Regions from separate parts of the Homo sapiens genome. Here region 1 is linked to region 2. The links are chromatin loops, found by intact Hi-C in ENCODE. Cell type or tissue: PC-3. All regions are shown on one strand. Each heading gives the region's core, and the rest is flanking DNA. Links, peaks and the distances in the headings are about the cores only. Region 1 overlaps PKP4 (plakophilin 4). Region 2 has its middle 11 kb from the start of PKP4-AS1.

Region 1 (2,918 bases), core at 165-2,664, 130 kb after region 2:
ACAAGGCTATTATTTTCAGCTTACACAGCACATCTGACTCTTAACTATATGAATGTGTTCCATATACTTATACTTCATTAATATATTTTGCTGAATTTCATGAATGTTGTTTGTTGTGATTGTAAGTCTCAATATTAAATCAAAATCTGAAAACTGATCCTGTTCCTCTTGGAAAACTGACCTCTCAGACACCTTCCTCCAAGGGATTAAAAGACTGAGAATGGAGACCAAGTATTTCAAGAAGGGTCCTCCATCTTCCAAACAATTAAAAATGAAAACTTACACAACGTTCATATTATTGAGCTTGGTGATGAAGCCTCTGAAGGTAGAGCACATTTTATGTTATATTTCATGTCACTTACAGTCAAAGGAACTCTATACAAAGTTTTAGAATTGCAAGCAATGAAAATTTTCTTGTTCACCTGCTTATTTTATTCCTTTAGCCTTTTTTAAAGGAATATAGGCAAGTCTAACCTAACCATTGTTTCTTCCAGCCAAACTCATCTCTTCCATTATCTGCTTTAATTTAACAGTACCATTTGCCATCCTGAACTTGAAAAAAACAAACCCCATTCAAACTTCTGTTTTTTATGCCGTAAACTTAGGTGGTGTAGATCATGCTTCCTTTTCCCAATTCGATTCCCGTATGTCCTTCTTTCTCTAATATCTTCAAAATGTATTTTCCCATTTTCTGATGGACTTCAATACAAGCCATTCCTTCCTTGCATTTAACCCTTATATTATTAACAAACTTTCTTTCAGAAATGCTACTTCACTCTCACTTCAAAGATAATTAAGTTCTTATCACATTCTGAGTTTAACATACAATCCTAAGGATTTAAATGTCTACCTCCTTTCCTCCCTCCCTGTCTCCCTCTGGGCCCTATTACATGCCAGGCCCTATGCAGTTATGAGAGAAGGTAAGGGGTGTGTGTGTGCGTGTGTGTGTGTGTCTGGGGGAATGGAGCTTAGGAAAATCTTCCTAAAGGAAGTAACATCTAAGTAGCATCCATTTACCACAGGAGGCCAGCCTTCTCTTTCTGTATAGCGCTTATCACCATTTCTCCCCACTAGAATATAAGCTCCACGAGGACAGACAGACTTTTATCTGGTTTGTTATATCCTCAGTGTCTAGGATGGTGCAGAGTACTCAGTAGGTGCTCAGTAAATATTTGTTGAACAAGCAAATTCCCAGTAACAACAGCAGCTTCCTTTTACTGAGTGCTGACTCATGCCTGGCATTGCATTGTGGCTTTACCTTACTGTGTTCAATGAAGTTTGGCTATGTAAAGCAAACTTCTTAGGGACTGCTGATTAAGCTGCTTTAGAAGGTGAATACAAGGTTTAAGGGAGAAGTGGGAAATCCCACTGCATTCTAAACCTTTAACTTGATGTCAGATTCAATTCAAGGTTTTGTTTCCTAGCCTCTGGAAAGATTAGCTGACATTCTTAGTATAGGTTTTTACCGACCTGTCTCCTGTTATATTATTTGACAGAATGCTTCTGTATGGTAGAATTCTGTGACAGTTCTGATTGCTTCAGTTTGGAATTTCAACAAAGATTAAAGATTGTATATGGTTTCCCTGGTACACGTTGAAACATGAGCTGAGTCACTGTCAGGCTGACAATACCAGAAAGTGCTCTGCTTTACTTGTACATCTTCTATCATGAGTTTTCCAGAGTTCTAAACATTCTTATACAGTAATTCTCAAAGGAGTTTTGCTAAGGACTAAGTAAAATACCAAGGAATTGGAATAGCTGGGAATAGCTGCACAGGTGCTGGCCTGAAATCAGAGCTATGCAGCAGTCAACCTTTGTTCCATCAGGGACGGAAACCCTGGGAAAGCAAATACGAACTAGCAAGAAACTACAGATAAAAAGTACCACTGTGGTAGCCTCAAGGCTTCACATACATGGAAAAATGTTCTGTCTTGGAAAAGAAAAAGATGTTCAGATAGTTCTCAGCTTTACTTAAATATAAGGTAAAATCTAGGACACCAATATATTAAAGCTTTTGGCTTAGAAACACTAGGTGGCATGTAGTGTCAGGGTCTCAACATTTTTCACCATGGAAACCAAAACCATTAGAATTTTATGTAAGCTGCCCACCCACTTTTTAAAAAAAGCTATTCAGAGCTTAAAAAAAAAACAGAAAAAGAGAAACATACCCTAAAAATTGTAGCTCAGAAATTGTGTCTTTTCACTCAATGAAACATATTCTCAGAAACCATGTAACAATCTTGCTCATTTAAACTCTTCCTTATGAGAAGCTATTTAAAATAAATAACCTTAGAGAAAGCACAAATCATGAGATATGTGATTCCATACTGGTTGCCCTAATAAAACTTCACGAAATTAGTATCTCAAACAATACAAAATTATTCCAAAAGTAATATGACAGCCATATTCCTTTTAAATATTATGACCTGTGTTTCATATATTTTTTAATGCAACGCCCTAGAAAACAGAATCTAGAAAAGGACACTGAGATGCTAACTAGAACACTAAAATACAAAATTCTCAGGTACCCAGGATCTAATTTGAAAATCTAAGTAACTGGGTTTAAAGGATAGGACTTAGGTTTTGTGACCTATCTTTAAGTAAATATAAAACTAAGAGTTAATAAAAGATTTATTTAATATGAACTTTAGTATAAAGCAATCAACTTCTATTCTATAAATAAGGTCTTCAGTTATTTTTTCTTTTTTTTGAGACGGAGTCTCTACAGGCTGGAATGCAGTGGCATGATCTTGGCTCACTGCAATCTCTGCCTCCTGGGCTCAAGTGATTCTCGTGCCTCAGCCTCCTGAGTAGCTGGGATTACAGATGTGTTCCACCATGCCTGGCTAATTTCTGTATTTTTAGTAAAGATGGGGTTTCACCACGTTGGCCAGGCTGGCCTCAAACTCCTGACCCTA
Region 2 (2,918 bases), core at 292-2,791:
ACGGACTGAGAAAGCTTGGCTTAGAGGTCAGCTTTAGGAGGGTGTGTCCTGAACATCTCAAATTTCCTATAATTCCTAGTCAAATATGCTTTTCTCTCATATGCAGTTTTCTTGTTCCTGGTGGGAGTGGGTGGGGGCAGGGAACTCCTACTGAGTCCCTCTTTTCAGCCAAGGAGATATCTAAGGTTTAAATCCCATTTGCAGATCTGAGATGATCATTATTTTCTTGAAACCAATAAATGATGCATCTTTTCTGGGTGTCTCTTATAAACTCTTCCTACTTTTTTATATTCTCTGCTTATTATAAGAAATGAGATCACGGTTATGAAAGCTGCTTTATCAACCTTTAAATGCTGTATAAATGTTAATTGTCACTGTTACAATGACTCACTCTGGTGCTCCAATCCCTTTCTCCCTGGGATGCAGCATTTACAGAATTGTAGTTTCATAATATAAAAATAATTGAAACCTACACAAATAGTAATAGCCATTTATATTACAAAAGGGTCCGTTCTGTTAGTGTAATAAGAAAATGACTGTAAAGTACATCATCAGTTCTCTGTCAAATGCAGGAAGAAAGAAGTGTAGACATCACTCCCCCTTGAATCCTGAGGTTATATCCAGACACGCAAATCCAGAAACTTCCACGCCGACACGTCCAGACACTCAGAGCTGCCTCCTGCCTGCCCTCAAACCTCCAGGGTCAGATCCTCTAGTTACCCGCAGCTCTGCAGTGGAGCTTTCTTCAGATCACTTCAAAATGGAGATAGTAAACACCAGCTGAGGCTTGATTTGCCCAAGCTCCCAAACAATGGACTCTTCCTTGTTTGTTTTGAGAAGTTTGAACTTGGCTCTGCCTTTCCTGTAGACCGCAGCAGTTTTCACAGACACAGCCATACAAATATTGTATGATTCCACTTATAGGGGGTACCCAGAATAGGCAAAGTCACAGAGACAGAAAGTAGGGTAGAGGTTACCAGAAGCTGAGGGGAAGGAAGAAGGAGGAGTTATTGTTTAATGGGCATGGAGTTTTTGTTTGGAATGATGAAAATGTACTGGAAATGGATGGGGGTGACAGTTGCACAGCACTGAATCATTCAATTAAAAAAAAAGCTAAAGGGTAAATGTTATGTTATATATATATATATTTTGCCACAATAAACCAGAGCAAACAATGACAACAATAACATATTTGATATCAATTCCCCCAAAATGGTGTCATCCCCTGGGGACAGCTCCTAATCTGTGTTGTGTGGCAGCGACATGGTCATGGGAGGGAGGGTGAAGTGGACAGGATCTCCAGTCCTGGGAGAATGAGCCCCATATGGGAAGACCCAGCCAGGAGTGCCCGTCAGGCAGCTGCAAGCATCTCCTAGCACTGAGAGCTCGCGTGGGTTTGGACATCAGCAGGAAGGCTCAGCTCATCTTTCCTAGGTACCTTTCTTACTTCTGAAGACAAACCGAAAAGTTTTTTTCTTTTGACAGAGGCTAGAAAGTGTTAGAAAGCTGTCCTGGTTGAGCAGGTCTGCTTCAGTCTAAGGACTCCGTGAGAGGTGCGTGGGATCACAGAAAGCCAACTTTGAGAAAGTAGAAGCACAGTGGAGTCTACTCAGGAAACACAGCATTTCTGGGGTCTTTCTGTTGGTGAGGGAAGGAGACAGGTTGCTTACTGGAAAGAGTTTAAGACAGCGGCCTCTAGGTGGTGCACAGACCGTGATAAATACCTGAGAAGAGGATGAGATTTTTGTCAGTGAATCAAGCTTCATGGCTCAGTTCAGAAGCAGGGGATTTTTGTAAGGATGCTACTCCCTGCCCCAGCTGAAGGCAAGCCCTAAATATGAACCTCCTGGAGTCGATTTAAAGATGGCAGAGCTTTGATCATCTTGATGACAATGGGGGGAAGGCATCACAGCTCCCTGAGGATGCCGCGGAGCCATCAGCTGTGGCCTTTCCCGCCAGGAGGGAGGTGAAGTGCGCCAATGGAAACATTCAGTGCTCGGAGAAGAAAAGGCCTATTGTTACTCCCGGGAGGGTGTCAGTGGGGGCGCTGGCTGAACGCAGTGGTGGAAGGGGTGATCTCTCAGCCGTCAGGAGAGAATGCATTCAGGCCCTCAGCTCTAGGAGTGTGTTTTTCCCCCCTCCTCTTTTCAAGCCTGTATCATCTCAGCAAGTGCCTCAAGTGAGCAGCAGACAGGACAGAGGCCAGCCACTGGGGAGGCAGGGCTGGAGGAGCAGGCAGCTCCTCTCACCCTCCCAGGGCCATTCTCATGCAACACACAACCAACACGCACACATGCAAAGCCCTGTGAGGACAGACTGACATGGCCTGGAGAGTGCGGCAATCCATTGCTGCAGAGAGTGGAGCAGGCGGCGCTCACTCTCAGTGCCCAGGTTAGTTCTGTTTTTCTCCATTACACCACAAGGGCTCAGTCACTTCACCTATGCTGAGCAGGTCTATTCATGATTCTGTGCAAACTGGGAGCACTTAGCTAGTTGGTGACATGCATTTACGGGAGGCCCTCCAAGGGCCCCATGCTTGACTCAAGGCAGTGGTGAGGTGCAGAGGAAGCAGAAACTTCTGTCTCAGGCTTCAGGAGGGTACAGTCTGGAGCTACACTACCCATTATGGTAGCCACTGGCCATATGTGGCTATTTAAATTAAAAGTAGCTAAAACAAAAAATTCAACTCCTAAGTTGAACTAGCCATGTTTCAAGTGCTCAGTAGCCACATTTGGCCAGTGGCTACCATACTGGACAGCACAAAAACCATTTCCATCCTTGCAGAAAGTTCTGCTGGACAGTATTGTGGCATTTTGGGCATCTATGGGAACGATATAAGGCCACTTACAAAGGTGGAAATTAAGAGCAAATCAATGGGGGGAAATTAAGGCTCAGACGAATTGTGTCTTCCAGCCAGT

The links. Hi-C counts contacts between places; a loop is a spot of excess contacts. Peaks named below come from ENCODE experiments on the same cell type or tissue, not always from the same donor. Only the 100,000 strongest peaks of a DNase experiment are listed, where the experiment ranks them.
Region 1: a loop joins it to region 2, with 3 times the contacts of the local background. A loop is called at or near these places in 4 of 110 quality-filtered maps.

Annotation. Positions count from the first base shown.
Region 1 is chr2:158,617,966-158,620,883 of GRCh38, reverse strand. All of the region lies in intron 4 of PKP4 (plakophilin 4), which reads right to left. Among named protein-coding and RNA genes, the nearest start is that of PKP4-AS1, 120 kb to the left of the region's middle. RefSeq lists an enhancer at 1,033-1,327. In PC-3, for the core only: no CTCF peak of the experiment used is centred there; a DNase peak (open chromatin) is centred at 1,243; H3K27ac peaks cover 1,050 bases.
Region 2 is chr2:158,744,594-158,747,511 of GRCh38, reverse strand. No RefSeq gene overlaps it. Among named protein-coding and RNA genes, the nearest start is that of PKP4-AS1, 11 kb to the right of the region's middle. RefSeq lists enhancers at 1,703-2,203, 2,204-2,704. In PC-3, for the core only: CTCF peaks have their summits at 1,477 and 1,676 (motif pointing right); a DNase peak (open chromatin) is centred at 1,701.